Regions from separate parts of the Homo sapiens genome. Here region 2 is linked to region 1. A link is an interaction called in ENCODE POLR2A ChIA-PET data of the cell type or tissue named here. Cell type or tissue: Panc1. All regions are shown on one strand. Each heading gives the region's core, and the rest is flanking DNA. Links, peaks and the distances in the headings are about the cores only. Region 1 overlaps ACTG1 (actin gamma 1). Region 2 holds the start of LOC124904083 (a long non-coding RNA gene).

Region 1 (12,180 bases), core at 3,940-11,939:
GCCTCCCGGAGGATGAGCCTCTGACCAGGGCCGGCCCAGGTGCCACAGTCACAGCCAGTGGCCCGCAGTTCTGAGGCCCCTGGCACCGCTGAGGCGTCCCTGGAGCTTCCTCACCAGCCTCACGCATCCTGCCGGGGTGGCGGGGTCAGGGCCCACCTCTGGGCACGGGAGGCGTGGGCCTCACGGGCCACGGATGGGAGCCCAGGGCAGGGGGCTGGAGCCCTCGGGGGTCAGAGCCCGTGCGCCTTCCAGGGCGGAGGCGGTCAGCCGATGGACCAGGCGGTGCCGCAGCGACAGAGGGGGTTGAGATCGGGGCTTTCCCCTGCGACCAGCTCGCAGCCTGACGTCGGCCTCGCTCTGGGGAAACCAAGGCACGGGCACGCGCGGGCGTGGCGCCAACGTCCTCGCTGCCGGCCCCGCCTCGCCCGGGACAGCGCCCCGGCCCTGCTCCCCGCTCTACGGCCCCGCGCCCCGGCCATCTGCGGCTCCTCTTGCTTCGCGCCCGCGCCGCGCTCTGCCCACGCCCAGCCCCGCAGCTTCTCTGTGACCCCCGCCTGCCGCACCCCGGCTAGGGGCTTATTAGCGCCACGGAGCTGAGCTGGACGTGTCCAGGATCTGGGGAGGGAGCAGCCCAGAGAGGGCAGGGCCTGGCCAGGCCTCCCCAGGCAGCCCTGCGGTCCTGCAGCCACGAGGGGAGGGGACGCCACAAATCCGGGTGCCGACCCGGGCCAGGAGAGTCGGGAAATGGGCCTTGGCTGGGACCCAGGCCGACTCTGATCCCGCGGGCCTCGTAGCCCCTCCAGCCCTCGGCCATGCAAAGTGGGGGTCCCACGGGATGAGCCCCAGTGTGGGAGCCCAGCTCGGACAGACATCACCCCTCAGTCCCCCGACCCTCCGCCCCAGGAGAGAAGCTGGACGCTTGCCTGGGCGACCAGGTCCAGGCCACCCTAGGCAGTGAGGAGCAGCAGGGGGCCATGGCGAGAGGACAGGGAGGGCCTCTGTTGGGCCTCGGAGGTGGAGACCCCACTGCTGAGCCACAGCTGGGGCATGCATTGGCTTTCTTCTGAGCATCTGTCTGGGGAACCGCCGTGGGAGGAGCAGAGCCCCTCGGGCACTGGTAGGGAAGCCAGGCTGCCAACAGCCCTGCCACCCTGGCTGCAGGTTCTGGAGCCGGGGACCCTCTAGGCTGAAGTTCTCCAAGTGGGTTGAGCCCAGGTATCCGTTTATCCTAGGTAGGCCTCCATGCCTGAAGGTCCCGGGCTCCTCTGGACCACCCGTCCTGCCAGGGGGCAGACAGGCCTCCTGTCCCTTCCTGTTCTGTTCTGCTCCCTAAACTCCAAGCTAAGTGTGTCCCTGGGCAGCTGGGTCTTAAGAGCCTGAAAGGCTGCATGGAGTCTGTTTGTTCGTTCAGAGGAATCTCAGCTATTTCCTGGGAGGCTCCATCTGAGCCTGGTAGGTCCCGGATGAGGGGTGGGTGGCCCGGTGAGCAGGTCAGCCTGTCCTCAGGGGCTTGCAGCACACCCGCCAGGGTGGCAATTATCCAAAATATAGAAAACAAGTGCCACTGAGGATGTGAAGCAACTGGAACTCTTGTCCACTGCCGATGGGAATGCAAGATGAGGCAGCTGCTGTGGAGAACTGTTGGTTCCTCAGAAAGGTGCACAGAATGACCCTATGACCAGCAGTCCACGCCGGCCACAGACCCCAGAGAACTGCAGGCAGGCCCTGGAACACATACTTCACAAGCAGAATGTAGTATAGACATATACTGCAGTATTTCTCAGCTTTAAAAAGGAAGGGCCAGGCACGGTGGCTCACGCCTGTAATCCCAACCCAGAGGGTGAGGCAGGTGGATCACTTGAGGTCAGGAGTTGGAGACCAGCCTGGCCAACATGGTGAAACCCCGGCTCTTCTAAAAATACAAAAATTATCCAGATGTGGTGGTGGGCACCTGTAGTCCCAGCTACTCAGGAGGCTGAGGCAGGAGAATCACTTGAATCCGGGAGGCGGAGGTAGCAGTGAGCCGAGATCGTGCCACTGCACTCCAGCCTTGGCAACAGAGTGACACTCCATCTCAAAAAAAAAAAAAAAAAAAAAAAAAAGAGAGACAGAGGTTGCAGTGAGCCTGAGATCACGCCACTGCACTCCAGCCTGGATGATGGAGAATCTGTCTCAAAAAAAAAAAAAAGGAAGGAAGGTGTGGTGGCTCACATCTGTAATCCCAACACCAACACTTTGGAAGGCAGAGGCAGAAGGACTGGTTGAGCCCAAGAGTTGGAGACCAGCCTGGGCAACATGGCAAGACCCCATCTCTATAAAATAAATAAATAAATAAAATTGGCCGGGCGCAGTGGCTCATGCCTGTAGTCTCAGCACTTTGGGAGTCCAAGGCAGGCAGATTGCTTGAGTTCAGGAGCTCGAGACCAGCCTGAGTGATACGGTGAAACCTCGTCTTTCCTAAAAATACCAAAAAATTAGCCGGGCTTGGTGGCATGCACCTGTATTCCCAGCTACTCAGGAGGCCGAGGTGGGAAGATCACCTGAGCCCAGCCAGTGACTGAGCTTGCACCACTGCACTTCAGCATGGGCAACAAAGTGAGACCCTGTCTCTAAAAAATAAATAAATAAAAGTAAATAAATTAAATTAGCCAGGCGTGGTGGCACACGCCTGTGGTCCCAGCTACTCCAGAGGCTGAGATGGGCAGATTGCTGGAGTCAGGGAGGTTGAGGCTGTGGTCAACTGTGATTATGCCAGTTCACTATGGCTTATGTTACACTGCAAGACCCTGTCCAAAAAAAGAAAAAAAAAAAAAAGGAAGAAAATTGTTGTTTAATAGATATAGAGTTTCAGTCGGCATGGTGGCTCACGCCTGTAATTCCAGTACTTTGGGAGGCCGAGGTGGGAGGATTGCCTGAGGTCAGGAGTTTGAGACCAGCCTGGCCAACATGGTGAAACCCTGTCTCTACTAAAAATACAAAAAGTAGCCAGATGTGTTGGTGCATGCCTGTAGTCCCAGCTACTTGGGAGGCTGAGGCAGGAGAATCCCTTGAACCCGGGAGGCGGAGGTTGCAGTGAGCCGAGATCGTGCCACTGCACTGCAGCCTAGTGACAGAGCAAGACTCCGTCTCAAAAAAATAAAAGAAAATAGTTGTAGAGTTTCAGTTTGGGAAGATGAAAGAATTCTGAACATGTGGTAATAGAGGCACAGCTTTGTGACGTAATGACTGTACACTTCAACACCATTAAAATGATCAATTTTGTGTTATGCATGTTTTACCATAATCTAAAACAAATTTTTTGGGGGGCTGGGCGTGGTGGCTCACACCTGTAATCCTAGCACTTTGGGAGGCCAAGGAGGGTGGATCAACTGAGGTCACGAGTTCAAGACCAGCCTGGCCAACATGGTGAAACCCCATCTCTACTAAAAATATAAAAATTATCTGGGTGTGGTGGTGGATGCCTGTAATCCCAGCCACTTGGGAGGCTGAGGCAGGAGAATCGCTTGAACCCAGGAGGCAGAGGTTGCAGTGAGCTGAGACTGCACTATTGCATTCCAGCCTGGGCAACAGAGCAAAAACTCTGTCTCAAAAAAAAAAAAAAAAAAAAAAGAAAGAAATTTTTTTTTAATCCTGCATATCGGGGAGGGAGATGGACGAGTAACAGAGGGTGGAAGTGGAGGAAGGCGTGCTTCCCGGGAGAGGACTGGGCTGTGTGGGGATGCTGTGGACGGCTGCACAGGTGGTGCACTGCACAACTGCAGGGGATGCCATTCACATAGACCATGATGCTGCATCATGTGTGAAGTATGCACCACGGCAGTCCTCTCTGGAGGGCACCCTGAGAAGGGCCGCCAGCAGGGAGCTGGACAGCACGGGGACACATCCTTTCCAGCAGGAAAGGATTCCAAACGACCACCAGCAGGCGGGCAGGCCAAGCATAGCTGAAGGGAGCCATGGGAGGCCACGAGGTGCTCTGTGTACAGCAGGCAGCCCCAGCACTTGGCCCACGTGCTGCACAGAGGAAAACACCTGCCCACAGCTGTCTCTGGCTCTGATGTTTAGGACCCACCTCCAACCAAGCAAGGGTCCTGTAAGTCAGAAAATCTCTCAGTCATCGGAGCCAGGATTTGCCAACGTGAACCACTGAACTTCCCCCTTGGTCTCCATCCTCTATGAAAACATGAAAGGGGTTTGAAATTGCATCCAATAAACACAATGTCCATCTCCTGCCGGGGAAAATTGGTCTGGGTAGAGGGATGCCGGTGGTGTGGACAGGCTCTGAAAGCTGCAGGAAGGCTCGGCTTGGAGAACATCCTCCACCTCTGCCTACCATCAGGACCCAGGGATCCTGGGGAAGGGGAGCCCTTTCAGGAGTGCCCTGAAGTCCCCCAGCACGTGTGACACTTCTCAGAGCAGGCATCCCTTCCAGAAGTTTCTGTTAACTAAGCTGAATGGCATTTAAGATATTGAAAACAGGCTGGGCGCGGTGGCTTACACCTGTAATCCCAGCACTTTGGGAGGCCGAGGCGGGCGGATCACGAGGTCAGGAGATCGAGACCATCCTGGCTAACACTGTGAAACCCCGTCTCTAGTAAAAATACAAAAAATTAGCCAGGCGTGGTGGCGGGCGCCTGTGGTCCCAGCTACTCGGGAGGCTGAGGCAGGAGAATGGTGTGAACCCAGGAGGCGGAACTTGTAGTGAGCCGAGATCGCGCCCCTGCACCCCAGCCTGGGCGACAGAGCGAGACTCCATCTCAAAAAGAAAAAAAAGGAAGGATAGAATTAGAAAACCATTAACCAGGCGTGCTGGTCCTAGCTACTAGGGAGACTGAGGTGGGAGGATTGCTTGAGCCCCTGAGGTCAAGGCTACAGTGAGCCTCTATTGCCACTGCACTCCAGCCAGGGTGACAGAGCAAGACCCTGGAAAGAAGAAAAGAAAGAAAGAAAGGAAAGAGGAAAGGAAGAAGGAAAGCAAGCAAGAAAGAAAGCAAGCAAGAAAGAAAGAGGAGAAAGAAAAGAAAGAGAGAAAAAAGGAAAGAAAGAAAAAAGAAAAAGAAAGAAGGGAGGGAGGGAGGGAAAGAAAGAAGGGAAGGAAGGAAGGAAGGGAGAAGAAAGGGAGGGAGAAAGGGAAAGAAAAGAAGAAAAGAAAAGAAAAGGCCAGGTGCAGTGCCTCATGCCTGTAATCCCAGCACTTTGGAAGGCCAAGGTGGGCAGATCACCTGAGGTCAGAAGTTCAAGACCAGCCTGGCCAACCAACATGGTGAAACCCTGGCTCTACAGAAAATACAAAAATTAGTGGGGCATGGTGGTGGGCACCTATAATCCCAGCTACTTGGGAAGCTGAGGCAGGAGAATCGCTTGAACCCAGAAGGTGGAGGTTACAGTGAGCCGAGATCACACCACCGGACTCCAGTCTGGGCAACAAGAGCAAAACTCCATTAAAAAAAAGAAAGAAATAGGCCAGGCGCAGTGGCTCACGCCTGTAATCCCAGCACTCTGGGAGGCCGAGACAGGCAGATCACGAGGTCAGGAGATCAAGACCATCCTGGCTAACACGGTGAAATCCCATCTCTACTAAAAATACAAAAAAAAAATTAGCCAGGCGTGGTGGTGGGCGCCTATAGTCCCAGCTACTCAGGAGGCTGAGGCAGGAGAATTGCTGGAAACTGGAGGCGGAGGCCGCACTCCAGCGGCGAGAGAGTGAGACTCCATCAAAAAAGAAAGGGAGGGAGGGAAGGAGGGAAGGAGAGAAGGAGGGAGGGAGGGAGAGGAGGAGAGGAGAAAAGAGGGAGGGGAGGGGAGTGGAGGGGGAGAATAATTTGTAACCACTAATGAAATAGCAGGTCCTGGCAGGGATTTCCAATGGCTGCTAATATCACAACATCAGGCTCTGTGGGACTCTTTCCCTCTCCATGAAGTTGCACCCACCCTGTGGTCATCTTCTTGCTAAAAAAATCAACCTGAATGAGATTAAACAGACCAGTTTGGACATTTACACCTAGAGCTAACTGACTATAGGAAATATAAGGGTTGAGGAACGTGCCACATCAACCACAAGGACGAAATCAGCAAAATCCAGACAGGTGGAACCCTTTGGAACAAAAGACCTGCCTTCTTCCACAAATAACCTGAAAGGAGAAAAATGAAAGAGGGTAAATCCCGCGGTTAAAAGAGATTTAAGAGACATAGTGGCCAAGTGCAATGATTGGAAACCAACCGTTAAAAGAAATTTAGGTGGGTCGCGGTGGCTCACGCCTGTAATCCCAGCACTTTGGGGGGCCGAGGCGGGTGGATCACGAGGTCAGGAGATCGAGACCATCCTGGCCAACACGGTGAAACCCCGTCTCTACTAAAAATACAAAAAAAATACAAAAAAATACAAAAAAAATACCCCGTCTCTACTAAAAATACACCAGCCGGGCGTGGTGGTGGGCGCCTGTAGTCCCAGCTACTCGGGAGGCTGAGGCAGGAGAATGGCATGAACCCAGGAGGCGGAGCTTGCAGCGAGCCGAGATCACACCACTGCACTCCAGCCCGGGTGACAGAGTGAGACTCCGTCTCAAAAAAAAAAAAGAAAGAAATTTAAGGCTGGGCATGGTGGCTCACACCTGTAATCGCCACATTTTAGGAGGCTGAGGTGAGAGGATCTCTTGAGACCAGGAGCTTGAGACCAGCCTAAGCAACATAGGGAGACCCCATCTCTACAGAAAGTTTAAAAATTATCTGGGCATGGTGGTGCACGCCTGTAGTCCCAGCTACTCAAGCGGCTGAGGTGGGAGGATTGCTTGAGCCTAGGAAGTCGAGGCTGCAGTGAGCTGTGATTGTGCCACTGCACTCTAGCCTGGGCAACAAAGCAAGACCCTGTCCCCCCAAAAAAACAGACAAACAAAACAACAACAAAAAATTTAAGACAACCAAGGAAATTTGGACATTAGATGATACTAAGTATCGATCAATAATTGGTGGGTGGGGGCATGATACTGTGATTTTTTTTTTTTTTTTTTTTTTTTTGAGATAGAGTCTTGCTCTGTCACCCAGGCTGGAGTGCAGTGGCTCAATCTCGGCTCACTGCAACCTCTGCCATGTGGGTTCAAGCAATTCTCCTGCCTCAGCCTCTGGAATAGCTGGGATTACAGGCGCACGCCACCATGCCTGGCTAATTTTTGTATTTTTAGTAGAGATGGGTTTCACCATGTTGGCCAGGCTGGTCTTGAACTCCTGACCTCGTGATCCGCCCGTCTCGGCTTCCCAAAGTGGTGGGATTACAGGAATGAGCCACCGCGCCCAGCTTGTGGTTGTTTTTTCAAAAAGAGTCCTAGGCTGGGTGCAGTGGCTCATGCCTGTAATCCCAGCACTTTGGGAGGCCTAAGCAGGAGGACCATTGAGTCCAGGAGTTCAGCCTGGGCAACATAGTGAGATGCTGTCTCCAAAAAAAACACAAAAGCAAACAAACAAAAGGCCATGGAGGAGGCCAATCCCCAGCTGTGCTGAGCCAGGATCAGATTCTCTCAGCCCCTTTCAGCAGCACCTGTCCTCCTCTGAGTCAATATATTGCTGTTGCAGCCGGGCGCGGTGGCTCATGCCTGTAATCCCAGCACTTTGGGAGGCCGAGGTGGACGGATCACCTGAGGTCAGGAGTTTGAGACCAGACTGACCAACATGGAGAAACCCCATCTCTACCGAAAATACAAAATTAGCTGGGCGCGGTGGCGCATGCCTGTAATCCCAGCTACTTGGGAGGCTGAGGCAGGAGAATCGCTTGAACCCAGGAGGTGGAGGTTGTGGTGAGCTGAGATTGCGCCATTGCACTCCAATTGGGCAACAAGAGCGACACTCCATCTCAAAAAAGAAAAAAAAAAGAAAGAAAAAGAAAAAGAAATATGGAACATAAAAGTTACCATTTTAATCGTTTAAAAGTGTACAGGCCAGGCGCAGTGGCTCACACCTGTGATCCCAGCACTTTGGGAGGCCGAGGCAGGCAGATCACCTGAGGTCAGGGGATCAAGACCATTCCGGCCAACATGGTGAAACCCCGTCTCTACTAAAAATACAAAAATTAACCAGGTACACAGGCACACGCCTGTAGTCCCAGCTACTCGGGAGGCTGAGGCAGGAGAATCGCTTGAACCCAGGGGCCAGAGGTTGCAGTGAGCCGAGATCACACCACTGCACTCCAGCCTGGCAACAGAGCAAGACTCTGTCTCAAAAAAAAGTGTACAATTGGCTGGGTGCGGTGGCTCACGCCTGTAATCCCAGCACTTTAGGAGGCCAAGGAGGGTGGATCACCTGAGGTCAGGAGTTCAAGACCAGCCTGGCCAACGTATCGAAATTCTGTTTGTATTAAAAATACAAAAATCAGCTGGGTGTGGTGGCACACACCTATAATCCCAGCTACTTGAGAAGCTGAGGCAAGAGAATCGCTTGAACCCAGGAGGCAGATGCTGCAGTGAGCTGAGATTGCACCACTGCACTCCAGCCTGGATGACAGAGCCAGGATGGTCTTGTTCTCCTGACCTCGTGATCTGCCAGCCTCAGCCTCCCAAAGTGCTGGGATTACAGGTGTGAGCCACTGCTCCCAGCAGTTTTTTTTTTTGTTTTTTTTTTTTTGAGACAGGGTCTTGCTCTGTCATCCAGGCTGGAGTGCAGTGGCTCAATCACAGCTGACTGCAACCTCAATCTCCCCAGGTTCAAGTGATCCTCCCACCTCACCCTTCTGAGTAGCTGGGTTACTACAAGCGTGTGCCACCAGGACAGGCTAATTTTTTGTATCTTTTGTTGTGGGATTTTGCCATGTTGCCCAGGCTGGTTTTGGACTCCTGGGCTCAAGCGATCTGCCTGCCTAAGGCTCCCAAAGTGTTGGGATTACAGGTGTGAGCCATCATGCCCTCACTGTCACTATTTTCCTTTTTTTTTTTTTTTATTTTTTGTGGCCATCCTACTGGATGTGAAGTGATATCTCACTGTTATTTTGATTTGCACTTCCCTAATGATCCCCTGATGATGTTGAGTATCTTTTTCATCTCCCGGTTGGCCATGTGTATATCTGCTTGGGAGAAAATAAAGTCCTTTGCTCATTTTTAAATTGGGTTCTTTTTGTTGTTGATTTGTAGGCGTTCTTTACATATTGTGGATACTAGATCCTTATCAGACATAATTTTGTGGGGTTTGGGGTTTTTTTGTTTGTTTTTGAGATAGGGTCTCACTGTGTCACCCAGACTAGAGTGCAGTGGCTCAATCACAGCTCACTGCAGTCTCAAACCTCAAACTCCTATCAAGAGATCCTTTCTCCTCAGCCTCCTGAGTAGCTGGGACCACAGGCAGGCCACCACCATGCTCAGCTAATAAAAAAAAAATTGGGGCCAGGCATGCTGGCTCACACATGTAATCCCAGCACCTTGGGAGGCTGAGGCGGGCAGATCACGAGGTCAGGAGATTGAGACCATCCTGGCTAACACGGTGAAACCCCGTCTCTACTAAAAAATATGAAAAGATTAGCTAGGTGTGGTGGTGGGCACTTGTAGTACCAGCTGCTGGGGAGGCTGAGGCAGGAGAATGGCATGAACCCGGGAGGTGGAGCTTGCAGTGAGCTGAGATCACACCACTGCACTCCAGCCTAGGTGACAGAGCAAGACCCCATGTCAAAAAAAAAAAAAAAAAAATTGGCTGGGTGCGGTGGCTCACGTCTGTAATCCCAGCACTTTGGGAGGCCAAGGCAAGCAAATCACCTGCGGTTGGGAGTTCAAGATCAGCCCGAGCAACATGGAGAAACCCCGCCTCTACTAAAAATACAAAATTAGCTAGGTGTGGTGGCGCATGCCTGTAATCCCAGCTACTCGGGAGGCTGAGGCAAGACAATCGCTTGAACCCAGGAGGCGGAGGTTGTGGTGTGAGCCAAGATCACACCATTGGACTCCAGCTTGGGCAACAGAGGGAAACTGCGTTTCAAAAAAAAAAATTTGTAGAGACAAGGTCTTGCCAAGTTGCCCAGGGAACCTGCACTGGGCAGTTCCGGAAGAGCTGCAGCTTTCAACGCTTCGAGAGTGCGTGACTGTCCCTGGTCCCCATGCCCTGGCCAGTGCTCAGAACTACCCATCTCCTGATTTCTGCTCATCTGATAGCCACAAACTGGCATCTAATTTGTTTTAATGTGCATTTGCTGATGCCCAGTGTCCATGAGCATCTCACAGTTTGTCCTGTAAGTGCAATGCTTCACAGGACAAAGAGAATTTCTATCTTTTGCAGGTATCAGAGTCGCTGAGAAGAGTCATGCTGTGATGTGAGGTCACAGAACAAGGTAGGGTGGGAGCCTGGAGCTCAGTAAGCTCTCTGCAATTTATGTTTGCCTCCACCCCGACCCCCACCAAGCTTGAGCCTCCTCTCCCCCATCCCCATATGGGAGGGGGAGCTAGGAAGCACCACCACCTCTGCTTGAGTAAAATCTCTTCCAACAGCAGAACGATCCCTTGACCCGACTTAACATGAAATAGTTCCAAATCTCTTTTCAACTGGTAGAGATCTTCCTTCCCTGTCCCAACCTCCAAATGACTTCTGCAGCTGTAAGCAGTTCAGAGGAGCTATGCATTGGACTCCCAATCCCATCTACAGAGGCTCTCCCCTGGCACCTGCGGGGAGAAAAGCTGAAGTACAAAGGGCACTGGCTGAGCCTCTTACACCAGGTGAGGCCCTCGTTATTGGTAGATACTGAGTTCCAGGATTCAGTAACTAGCCAACTCCATGACTGCTGCGCTCTTTACACAAAGTAAAACTATCTCATATCACACGTCCACCTGAGGGCTGGGGGGAAACTAAGGCAGGCCCCTGCTGATTCAGGTGGTTATTTTATGCCAAATATTTACCCAAGATGTCAAGTCATCTAGTTTTTCCTAAATAATGGAAAAAGCCGTCTCAGGACTTCCCTCCCAGCCTGCTTATGATGTTGCTTCAGTTATCTCCAACACCCAAACCCACTAGGCTGCCTTGTTCTTGCACTTTCGATTTGGAAGAAATCGAACTGCTCAGTTTATTGTTAAGCCGTTTTCTCACCAGCCCACGAAGCCAAGCTGAGCAGCACCCACCGCCCCCACCCCCAAGACTACCCAATACTTCCAGGTTGGTCTGTCTTTCCCAGCCCACTTGCTACTTCCCCAAACAGGAGCCATTCATTGGTTACGGCAGCACTTTTATTTTTCCTTACACAATGACGTGTTGCTGGGGCCTAATGTTCTCACATAACAGTAGAAAACCAAAATTTGTTGTCATCTCTTCAAAGAATCGAGAATTGCGTACAAAAAAAACCTTACATAAATTAAGAATGAATACATTTACAGGCGTAAATGCAAACCGCTTCCAACTCAAAGCAAGTAACAGCCCACGGTGTTCTGGCCAAAGACATCAGCTAAGAAAGGAAACTGGGTCCTACGGCTTGGACTTTCCAACCCTGACAGACCCGCAAGACAAAACAACTGGTTCTTGCCAGCCTCTAGAGAAATCCCAGAACACTCAGCCCTGACACGTTAATACCCTGCACAGATCAGAGGCTGCTGGCCACACAGACTCACCAAGCCACAGACTTGTCTTCCACAAGCACGTTCTTACCTTAGCCACGAAGTGACCAAGCCACACGTACTAAAGGTTGAACTCAAAGATATGTACAGGGTATTAAACAAATACCAAGGGGAACAGTTAACTTCAATACAAGGTCAAAATCAGCAACAAGTTCTACAATCCAGTGCTGATATCAGATACAAGCTTCAAGGACAATTTCTTTTCGAAGGCTTATTCCAGTTTCGTGAGGCTAGCATGAGGTGTGTGCATTTGCCAGGGGCAAATTTCTATTCTCAATTAACCCATGCAGCAAATGCTACGCATCTGCTGAGTCCGTTTAGAAGCATTTGCGGTGGACGATGGAGGGGCCCGACTCGTCGTACTCCTGCTTGCTAATCCACATCTGCTGGAAGGTGGACAGTGAGGCCAGGATGGAGCCACCGATCCACACCGAGTACTTGCGCTCTGGGGGTGCGATGATCTGCAAAGACAGCCAGGCACGGCTTCAGCTCACAGAGCGCCCCCCAGTCAGCTCTCCCGAGCCAGGCAGAGGGCCACCAACCCCTCGACTCACCTTGATCTTCATGGTGCTGGGCGCCAGGGCGGTGATCTCCTTCTGCATCCTGTCGGCAATGC
Region 2 (10,360 bases), core at 154-8,153, 140 kb before region 1:
GGAGGTCTGCGAGGGGGCTTCCCCCAGTCCCAGCGCTGCCCGCAGTGTGAGCTGAGTAACCCTGAGTGAGAGCCAAGAGCTCCCAGGCTCAGTTCCTTCATATCCAGTGAAGGGGTTGACCAGAGGCCCCCACCTGAACGGGCACCTGCAGGCGCCCCTGCCTGGAGGCCGCCGTCCCAGCTCTGCCGCAGCGTGGGGCCATTTAGAAACCTGTGCTGGGCTTACAACTTAAAGCAGCGGTCCCCAACCTGTTTGGCACCCAGGATGGGTTTCGTGAAAGGCAATCTTTCCATGGGCAGTGAGGGTGGTGGTGGTTTCGGGATGAAACTGTTTCACCTCAGATCATCAGGCATTAGAGTCTCATAAGAAGGGTGCAGCCCAGATCCCTCACACACGCAGTTCACAATAGGGTTCTCAGGTTCCGCGCCTATGAGAATCCAACGCCACCGCTGATCTGACGGGAGGCGGAGCTCAGGCGGGGACGCTTACTCACCCGCAGCTCACTTGCTGACGTGCAGTCCGGTTCCTAACAGGACACCAACAGGTCCGTGGCCCAGGGGTTGGGGACCCCTGACTTAAAGGACACTCCCCGGCCCGATAAGCACCATCGCTGAGCACAGGCTGGCACGGAGGCCAGGGAGGGCTGCCCCCTGGGTGTTGCTAAGCACGCCGCCCCAGGAGGGAACCGGCTCTGGAAGCTGCTCTCACAGCAGGGTCAGCTGGGATGCTGTCGGGTTTTAGCAGGACTGGGTCAAAGCTGGCGTCTGGAACTCAGAAGGGAAATCAGACATTGCCGGGCCAATCATGGAAGCGGCCTCTCCCCAGAGAGCTGGGGAAATTGAGGCCCAGAGAGATGTGTGGAGTCACTGGTGGGACGTGACCACCTGCCTGTGTCTGCTCCAGACCAGCCCCCGTCTCTGCCCCGGGCATGGTTCTGTTTGGGGCCAGAAAGACACGGGCCTGGAGCTCAGGGGAAAGGCTGGAAAGGGCCTTGGTCCTCCCAGCAGAGTGGACGCTTATCTCCACCGGAGCGCACAGAGGCTGGACGCACACCGCCCTCTGTGCTCACGGGTTCATTTGTTTGATGAATTTGTCATAACTTGAAAGGCTCTGGTTTATATGCTAACTTCCTGTTCCAGTTCAGTGCCAACATAACCACAGGCAGGTTAATTGCGTGTCCATCAACACGCCTGGGGAGCGAGCCAAGCCCTCCCTCCCGCCTTCATGGCCACAGAGTCCTGCTGCCAGAGCGCTCCAACCCGTGGGCAGGGGCTGTGGTGAGTGCCAGCCCCACAGGAAACCCCGTGTGCCAGGTGCCACAGCCAGGCCTGCCCTGGGCTGCAGGCCCCCCGTTCTTCAGTCCTTCCTGTGAAGTCGTCCAGCTGGGGGTGGGAAGGGAGGTGCCTGTGACTGCTGGAGAGACTCATCCAGCCACCCTCAACCAATAAAATGCTCTTCACCCAGCAATTCTACTTCCAGGGATCTCTCCCACCACCGAGTCCCACCAGGGTGCCACGATGTAGAGGCAGGACATTTGTGGGAAGGTGCCGGCGGCTCCTGGGGCTGGACACAGGCTAAATGCCTGGGAGGGGGCGGCTGGGTAAGGGAGAGGTGAGCCGAGGCCATGCAGCCTGGTAGCCATCGAGAAGAAGGAGATTACGTGGACAAGTGGTTAAAGACTTTCTAGGTGCTGCTCCGGGACAAAGGTGAGGTGCCACCCCCATGCTGTGTGTGGGACTTTGCTAAAACCAGATGGGAGGGGAATGGTGCCTGGAGGGTCCCTGCACTGTATAACCTTCTATGCCTTTGAGGTGTAAAAGCAGTGTTGTTTTACCTTCCTAAACTGCTGTCACAAATTTCTACAAAGTTGTTCATGTAAAACAACAAAATTCCATTCTCTCACAGGCCTGGAGGCCGCAAGTCCAGAATCAAGGTGCCTGAGGGCCGTGTTCCCTCTGGAGGCGCCCGGGGAGGCGGGGTTGGGGGAATCCTTCCTGGTCTCTTCCAGCTTCTGGGGGCCACAGGTGCTCCTGGACTTGCAGCCCCGCATGGCTCCAGCCTCTGCCTCCACCTCCACGCGCCTTCTCCGCTCTGGGTCTCAGTCATCCTCTGGCTTTCCCTTTCTCCGATGCCTAAGTGTCATCGGATTTAGGGCCCAGCCTAAGTTCAGGATGACCTCATCTGGAAATTAGATGTCAATCAGAAGCTGGAGGTTCATGGGGCCCCCACTCTATGAATGCAGGGTCTATGTCCCGGAAGGAGGTGACAGTCCAAGCAGGACCTGGACGTCTGGACACCTGGGAACCCAGGCGTCTGAACACTTGGAGCCTGGACATCTGGACGCTAGGACACCTAGACACCCCCACAATGCCCCTTTCCCCAAGCCCAGGCTTCCCCAACTGGCCTCGAGTCCAGGGCCCACAACGAGGAGCGGGTGGTGGTAAGAAGGAAGGTGGTGGAAACCACCACTGAGGCATCGATGTGTATTTGAGACCTCAGAACCAAGTGCAGCCGAGCGCGTGGACCATGCAGAGACCAGCCGGCCAGGCCATTGGTCCCAGACTGCACCCCTGGGGAGGCCCCGCCCACCTCGTGTGGCACTTTCCCACGTGGCAACCCCAAAGCCAGCAGGTGCAGTGTTTGAGTCAGGCTGCCTGGGCTCTGTCCACAGCTGGGGGGCCTTGGACGAGGGACCTCTGGTGCTCATTTGGACAGCAGCATCATGGTGGCTGCCTCAGGGCTGGTGGGATTACCTAGCAGGACAGCCCAGGGCTCACCTTTCTTTCTTTCTTTTTTTTTTTTTTGAGACGGACTCTCACTCTGTCACCCAGGCTGGAGTGCAGTGGTGCGATCTCAGCTCCCTGCAAGCTCCGCCTCCCAGGTTCATGCCATTCTCCTGCCTCAACCTCCTGAGTAGCTGGGACTACAGGCGCCCGCCACCACGCCTGGCTAATTTTTTCTATTTTTAGTAGAGACGGGGTTTCACCGTGTTGGCCAGGATGGTCTCCATCTCCTCACCTCATGATCTGCCCGCCTCAGCCTCCCAAAGTGCTGGGATTACAGGCGTGAGCCCCCGTGCCCAGCCTCCTTTTTTTTTTTTTTTTTTGGAGATGGAATCTCGCTCTGTCACCCAGACTGGATGGAGTGCAGCGGCGCGATCTCGCCTCCCGGGTTTAAGCAATTCTCCTGCCTCAGCCTTCCTAGTAGCTGGGATTACAGGCGTGCACCACCACGCCTGGCTAATTTTTGTATTTTTAGTAGAGATGGGGTTTCACCATGTTGGCCCAGGCTAGTCTCCAACTCCTGACCTCAAGTGATCCACCCTCCTTGGCCTCCCAAAGTGCTGGGATTACAGGCGTGAGCCACCACGCCCGTCCAAGCCACCTTTCAACAGACGGCCCCGGTGGCCGTTCTCAGGTGGGACTGATCTGGTCCTGCTGCTGCCTTCACTGAGCAGCATCGGGAGAACCAGGTGGCCGCTGTCCAGGCTCTGCGCTCCCGGCCCTGCTGGGTCTGCTCTGGAGTTCAGGGCTCGTGATGGTGTCCCAGTGTGTAGGTCTGCAGAACGAGGTGGTGCAGGAAGGGTGGGCCCTGGGTCCCACCGACCAAGGCTCTGGGACTTCCTTCTCCATGTTGGACGCAGGCTCAGGCTGGAGCTCTGTGATGCACCGGTGCCCTGCTGGGGGTGGACAGGGAGCACAGAGCCCCAAGGTCCAGGGGCAGCTCTGCTCTCTGTGCCCAGTGGGCCCATGGCAGCCTTAGCGGGGAGGCAGGGTACAGAGGGGTGGCAGAGGACCCTCGCCAGAGCCCAAGGTCCCTCGCGCCCCCAGGCCTTCTCTGGGGAGACCAGGAGGCTTGGAGGTCCTGGGGCAGCTGTGAGCCCTTTCTGGGCTGGCTCTTCACATGCACAGCCTTGCTCTGGAGCTTCCCGGCCATGATCTGCCTTCACAGAAACCCTGGGGGGCCGGATGAGAAGGCTCCAGAGAAACGGGCCGTCGAGGAGCTCGCATCCAGATGGGGGTCCCTCGGCCGACTTGGCGAGGACACACAAAACACAAGAGAAATGCCCAGAGGGTGTGTCTTGTGGTCCCCAGCATGGGCCTGGTGGACCTCAGTGAGCCCTTCTTTGACCCTGGCGTGGTGGCCGCCAGTGCCTCCTCATGGCTGGCCCTGCTCCCGGTCACTGCTGGGCACCGATGACCCCCTCATTCTCCCAGGCACCCCCTGAGAGAGACTCATGTGAGTCCAATTTTCTTCTTTCTTTGTTTTTTTGAGATAGGGTCTCACTCTGTTGTCCAGGCTGGACTGCTATGGTGAGATCAGCGTTTAATGCTGCCTCAACCTCCTGGGCTCAAGCGGTCCTCCCGCCTCAGCCTCTGGAATAGCTGGAACTACAGGTACGTGCCACCACACTCAGATAATTTTTTGTTTTTATTTTGTAGAGATGGGGGCATTACATTGCCCAAGCTGGTCTTGAACTTCTAAGCTCAAGCAATCCTCCTGCCTCGGTCTCTCAAAATGCTGGGATTACAGGCATGTGCCACCGTGCCCGGCTTAGTCTGATTTTCTTTTTTTTTTTGAGACAGTCTCACTCTGTCGCCCAGGCTGGAGTGCAATGGCGATCTCAGCTCACCACAACTTCCACCACCCAGGTTCAGGTGATTCTTCTGCCTCAGCCTCCTGAGTAGCTGGGACTACAGGCACCTGCCACCACGCCTGGCTAATTTTTGTATTTTTAGTAGAGACAGGGTTTCACCATCTTGGCCAGGCTGGTCTTGAACTCCTGACCTCATGATCTGCCTGCTTTGGCCTCCACAGTGCTGGGATAACAGGCGTGAGCCACCCCTCCTGGCCAAGTCTGATTTTCAAATGAGGCTCAGCAGGGCCGGGAGCTACCTGGTCACCCAAGGGCACAGGCAGATCTGGGAGAAGGTGGTTTCCTGTGGGGTCCCGGGACCTGTTGCAGACAGAGCCTCTAGCCCTGCTCCTGGGGAGCCTCGCTCTAGATACCTGGGGAAGTCGCTGAGCCTCAGTTCCTGGGCCCCTGGTCCCTGACACCCCAGAGCCTGCCTGGCCTCCGACCCTCAAGCCTCTTACCCTTTCTTTTCCTCAAGGCTCCTCTCCTGTTTTCTAAACCTTCTCCTTCAAAACAAACCCTCTCAAGGCTGGGTCCCAGAGCAAAGATCCTCAGGGTTGGCCAGGCGCGGTGGCTCATGCCTGTAATCCCAGCACTTTGGGAGGCCAAGGTGGGTAGATCACCTGAGGTCAGGAGTTCAAGACCAGCCTGGCCAACATGGTGAAACCCCGTCTCTACTAAAAATACAAAAATTAGCCGGGGATGGTGGCACATACCTGTAATCCCAGCTACTCGGGAGGCTGAGCAGGAGAATCACTTAAACCCGGGAAGCGGAGGTTGTGGTGAGCCGAGATTGTGCCACTGCACTCCAGTCTGGTGACAGAGCGAGACTCTATCTGAAAAAAAAAAAAAAAAATCCTCAGGGTGCCCGGGAACCTACTGGAGCCAGGGACAGACACATCTGGATGGAAACTGCAGTGCCCTATGGGGTCAGGCACATGCTAGAGGCAGCCAGGTCCTAGGGGAAGAGGAAGGAGAGGTGGTGCTGGCCTAGGGGGCAGGGGTGCGGGGGACAGGGCTAAGCCAGCCATCTCTGCCAGAAGCAGGCAGCCCTTCCTGAAATGGACTTTGAGAGTTTGTGATATCATAATTGACGTCGCTGCCTGCCAGAGTCAGGAACCGGCCCAGAGTGTCATCCATCCCCTTCACTCCAGCCTGACTCAGAAGGTGGAATTGTGCCCCCCAAATATGTCCAAGTCCTGGTGCCCTCATATCTGTGAATGTGACCTTATCTAGAAATAGGGTCAGCCGGGCGTGGTGGCTCACGCCTGTAATCCCAGCACTTTGGGAGGCTGAGACCGGCGGATCACCTGAGGTTGGGAGTCTGAGACCAGCTGGACCGACATGGAGAAACCCCCTCTCTACTAAAAATACAAAAAATTAGCTGGGCGTGGTGGCGCATGCCTGTAATCCCAGCTACTCGGGCTGAGGCAGGAGAATCACTTGAACCCAGGAGGCAGAGGTTGCGGTGAGCTGAGATCACGCCATTGCACTCCAGCCTGGGCAACAAGAGCAAAACTCCACCTCAAAAAAAAAAAAAAAAAGAAAGAAAGAAAGAAAAAGAAATATGGTCTTTGCAGCTATAATCAAGCTAAGATGAAGTCAGACTGGAGTAGAGTGGGCCCTAATCCAGTGCCTGGTGTCCTTCTAAGAGTGAGACACTGAGGACGGGCGCGGTGGATCACACCTGTAAATCCCAGCACTTTGGGAGGCTGAGGCGGGCGGATCACGAGGTCAAGAGATTGAGACCATCCTGGCCAACATGGTGAAACCCCGTCTCTACTAAAAATACAAAAATTAGCTGGGCATGGTGGTGTGCACCTGCACTCCCAGTTATTCAGGGGGCTGAGGCAGGAGAATCACTTGAACCCTGCAGGCGGAGATTGCAGTGAGCCGAGATCGTGCCACTGCACTCCAGCCTGGGTGACAGAGCAAGGCTCCGTCTCAAAAAAAAAAAAAAAAAAGACACTGAGACAGTCCCAATGCCAATGAGCCGTGCACTTAAAAATTGTTAAAATGGTAGATTATATATATAACCACAATTCAAAAAATAACCAGATAAAATTTTAGGAGCCTGAAGTTATGGGGCGTGTATACAGTGAGGGACCGCACCGCCCGCCGGCAGCTTTCATCTGTCAACTCCTAGTGAGAAGAACACTCACCCACCAAAAAAAGGAAAAATTGAAAATGGTGCTGATTTCGAGGGTAAGTGCTAGCTTGCTTGCAGGGCATTTGAATATATGAAGTCAAATGGACAAATTCAAACCTGGGTCTTGTTACCAGGCAAGTTACTGAAATACTTCATTCAGTTTCGCACCTGACAATATACAATTTTAGAAAGAATATGTATACAAAAAAAGAGTGAGGCAGAGATTGGAGACCACCTGAAGCTGGGACAGAGGCCTCGACAGGCCTCCCCGCAGAGCCTCCAGAAGGATCCACACCACCGCACGTCGGTGGCCAGCTTCTGGCCTCTCAATCCATAAGAAAAGAGCTTCCTGCCATTGAAGCGCCCAGTCTGTGGCCATCTGTTGCACAGTCAAGGACACCAAGGCCCAGACCCAGCTATGTGTGTGTCCTGGGGAGGCACAGGGTGAGGGGGACTCTCTGCTCCCAGGGTCGGTGCTTGGGGGGGGTCTCCCAGGAGCGGGATGGGGCAGGGCTCCTCCAGTGCAGGCTGGGAGGCCTCAGGGGATCCACCCGCCAGGAATGCCCATGGGCCCAGAAGGCACAGGGTGGGGGTTCCCTAAACTCTCTGGAGGCTGGGGCTGGGGGAACAGGCTGTTCCAGCAAGGGGCCCTGAGGCTGTGGCCACACACGGGCTGGGAGGGATCCGGCCTGTGCCTGGGCACTTAGCCTGAGTGTGGGGGGGACCAGGGCCTGTGCAGGTCACGTGGCCTCCACGGTGTCAGCTCCAAGGGACACTGCTCGGCCTCCTCTTAGTCAACCCAGGGACGACTCCTTCCTGGTGGGACCTCCCTTCTTGAGGCTTCCAGGAGGCACTCCTGTGTCTCTGGTCTCCGCTTCCCGGCCCCTCCTCCCTCCTGAAGCTCCATCCTGTCCCCAGCGTCCCTGAGATGACCTCACCCACGCCAGTTTCCCATTCCATGCTCTGCGGCAGGCTCCGGAGTCCACATCTCCAAGCCGAGTAGGCGTCCCTCACATGCTCCTGCTCGAACCGGCCGCCTGACCTCCTTGAGCCCAGCAGATGGCCACGCAGAGCCCTGAGTTGCAGTGGAACCTGCTGGCCCTCTGGCACCCATCTCATTGAGGGGCCCCCCCACCCCAGGAGTACAGGCCTGTGGCTGTGTTCCTATGTGGCTTTGCTCCCCACACCCACAAGAACACGCACAACAGATCCTGGGCGTCTTCAAAATTCAGGCAATGTCCAGCTCGGGCCTTCCCAGCCACTCGGCTCCCTCCCCAACCCAGCACCTCCTCCCTGGCCCTGCATCCCCTCCACTTGGACCTCCTCTGGTTCCCTCCCTGCAAGCAGCCCAGGCTCCAAGCCCTCCACGGGCCCCCCAAGGCACAGTCCCAGAGCCAAAGTCTTCCCCTCGGCCTTCCAGGACCTCTGGAATCCAGCCACTGGCTCGAACCCTCTGACCCCATCTCTCCTCCCCTCCCCATTTCCTGCCCCCACTGAAGGCCCAGTGGCCTCCTTTCCTTCCTGGAAGCCCCAGGGCCTTTGTACCTGACAGTCTCCCAGTCAGAAATGCCCCCCAGTCAGGGCGCGGTGGCTCACACCTGTAATCCCAGCACTTTGGGAGGCTGAAGTAGGTGGATCACGAGGTCAGGAGATAGAGACCATCCTGGCTAACACGGTGAAACCCCGTCTCTAATAAAAATGCAAAAATTAGCTGGGCGTGGTGGCTGGCGCCTGTAATCCCAGCTACTCAGGAAGCTGAGGCAGGAGAATTGCCTGAACCTGGGAGGCGGAGGTTGCAGTGAGCCGAGATTGCGCCACTGCACTCCAGCCTGGGCAACAGAGAGAGACTCCGTCTCAAAAAAAAAAAAAAGAAAAGAAAAGAAAAAGAAATGCCCCCAGCTGTATGCCTCCTCCTCGCCCGCAGTACTGTACTCCAAGGTCACCTTGGCTGCCCCGTTGAACACTGCAGCCCCTCGAGCCGCTATGCGCACCCTCAACAACGCAGGCGCCAGCGCTTGGCGTGTCCCAGCTCCTGTGCACCCATGCTGGCCCTGTGTGCCCATGTGGTGACTGAACCAGGCGGCCAGCTGACCCATGGGGTGCCCCTTCCCTGAGAGCTGCTTCCTTCCTCATCCACAGGGTACTTGGAGACTGGCCCCGGGCTGGGCCCCTGTCTGGAGCGCCGAGGCCTGCCTGTCGGCCTGGGATGACTGCAGAGGCTGCTGTCAAGGAAGCTGTGCTCCATGGTCAGGACAAGCAAGCCGACCTAGGGGCCCAAGAGACCAAGATGAGCTCTCCAGGCCCCACAGCCCGGCCCTGAGCCTCCTCTGCTGAAGCCAGCCCGTGCGCTGACAGCGGTATGGGGCCTGCATGATTGGCGCAGGAATAAGCAAAGAGACCCTGGACCCAAGGGCGGGTCCAGAAAGCGGCCCCTTCCCCACGCCGATTTATAACAAAGGCCCCTGCAGAGCAGGGGGAAGAGGTGGCCTTTCCCTGCCACGTGTCCAGTATCAGTTGGACACTGACAGAAAAAAGTGACCCCATCCCCACAATTAATTTAAAATGAGTCACAGAGCAGGCTGGGCACGGTGGCTCACACCTGTAATCCCAGCACTTTGGGAGGCTGAGGCGGGCGGATCACTTCAGGCCAGGAGTTCAAGACCAGCCTGGCCAACATGGTGACACCCTGTCTCTACTAAAAATACATAACTTAGCCGGGCGTGGTGGCACACTCCTGTAATCCCAGCTACTCGGGAGGCTGAAGCACAAGAATTGTTTGAACCCAGGAGGCAGAGGGTGCAGTGAGCTGAAATTGCACCACCGCACTCCAGCCTGGGTGACAGAGGGAGACTCTGTCTCAAAAAATAATACTAATAAATGAAATAAGTCATAGAACAAAGTGTGAAAAATAAGCCCCAAAGCTTCTAGAATAAAACATAGCAAAATCTCTTCAAGACACTGTGGTCAGGCCAGGCACAGTGGCTCACACCTGTCATCCCAGCACTTTGGGAGGCCGAGGTGGGCGGATCACCTGAGGTCAGGAGTTTGAGACCAGCCTGGCCAACATGGTGAAACCCTGTCTCTACTAAAAATATAAAAATTAGCTGGGTATGGTGGCGCATGCCTGTAATCCCAGCTACTCGGGAGGCTGAGGCAGGAGAATCACCTGAACCTGGGAGGCGGAGGTTGCAGTGAGCTGAAATGGCGCCACTGCACTCCAGCCTGGGCGACAAAGCGAGACTCCGTCTCAAAAGAAAAAGAAGAAGACACTGTGGTCAGCAAAGATTTCTAACATAGAACACAAAGGGACTCGACATAAAAGACTGGGCTTCCTTAAAATCAACAACTTTGAGACACCATCAAGAGAGTCAAAAGGTAAGTTGCAGACAAATGTACCGTTCGCCTCGGTGTGTCTTAATAGATTCTACACCAAGGCCTTCTGCCCAGAATATATCAAGAACTCCTACAAATTGATAAGAAAAAGATAAACAAACCAATTTTTAAAATGGGCAATACACTTGAACAAGTACTTCACAGACCTGAAGTGCATTGAAAGGGCTAAATGCAGTGAAAAA

Evidence for each region. Peaks named below come from ENCODE experiments on the same cell type or tissue, not always from the same donor. Only the 100,000 strongest peaks of a DNase experiment are listed, where the experiment ranks them.
Region 2: POLR2A ChIA-PET joins it to region 1 with 10 read pairs; 12 of 35 experiments call an interaction of 5 or more read pairs at or near these places.

The regions. Positions count from the first base shown.
Region 1 is chr17:81,498,809-81,510,988 of GRCh38, forward strand. It overlaps ACTG1 (actin gamma 1), which reads right to left. Exons shown (of 6, transcript NM_001614.5): 5 at 12,119-12,180; 6 at 11,163-12,025. The coding sequence ends at 11,882. Among named protein-coding and RNA genes, the nearest start is that of ACTG1, 7.9 kb to the right of the region's middle. RefSeq lists an enhancer at 1,085-1,808. In Panc1, for the core only: no CTCF peak of the experiment used is centred there; DNase peaks (open chromatin) are centred at 8,723 and 10,017; H3K4me3 peaks cover 2,204 bases; H3K27ac peaks cover 1,879 bases.
Region 2 is chr17:81,364,811-81,375,170 of GRCh38, forward strand. It overlaps LOC124904083 (a long non-coding RNA gene), which reads left to right and starts at 6,707. Exons shown (of 2, transcript XR_007065942.1): 1 at 6,707-6,841; 2 at 8,925-9,677. RefSeq lists enhancers at 631-1,218, 1,219-1,804. In Panc1, for the core only: no CTCF peak of the experiment used is centred there; a DNase peak (open chromatin) is centred at 1,125; H3K4me3 peaks cover 258 bases; H3K27ac peaks cover 476 bases.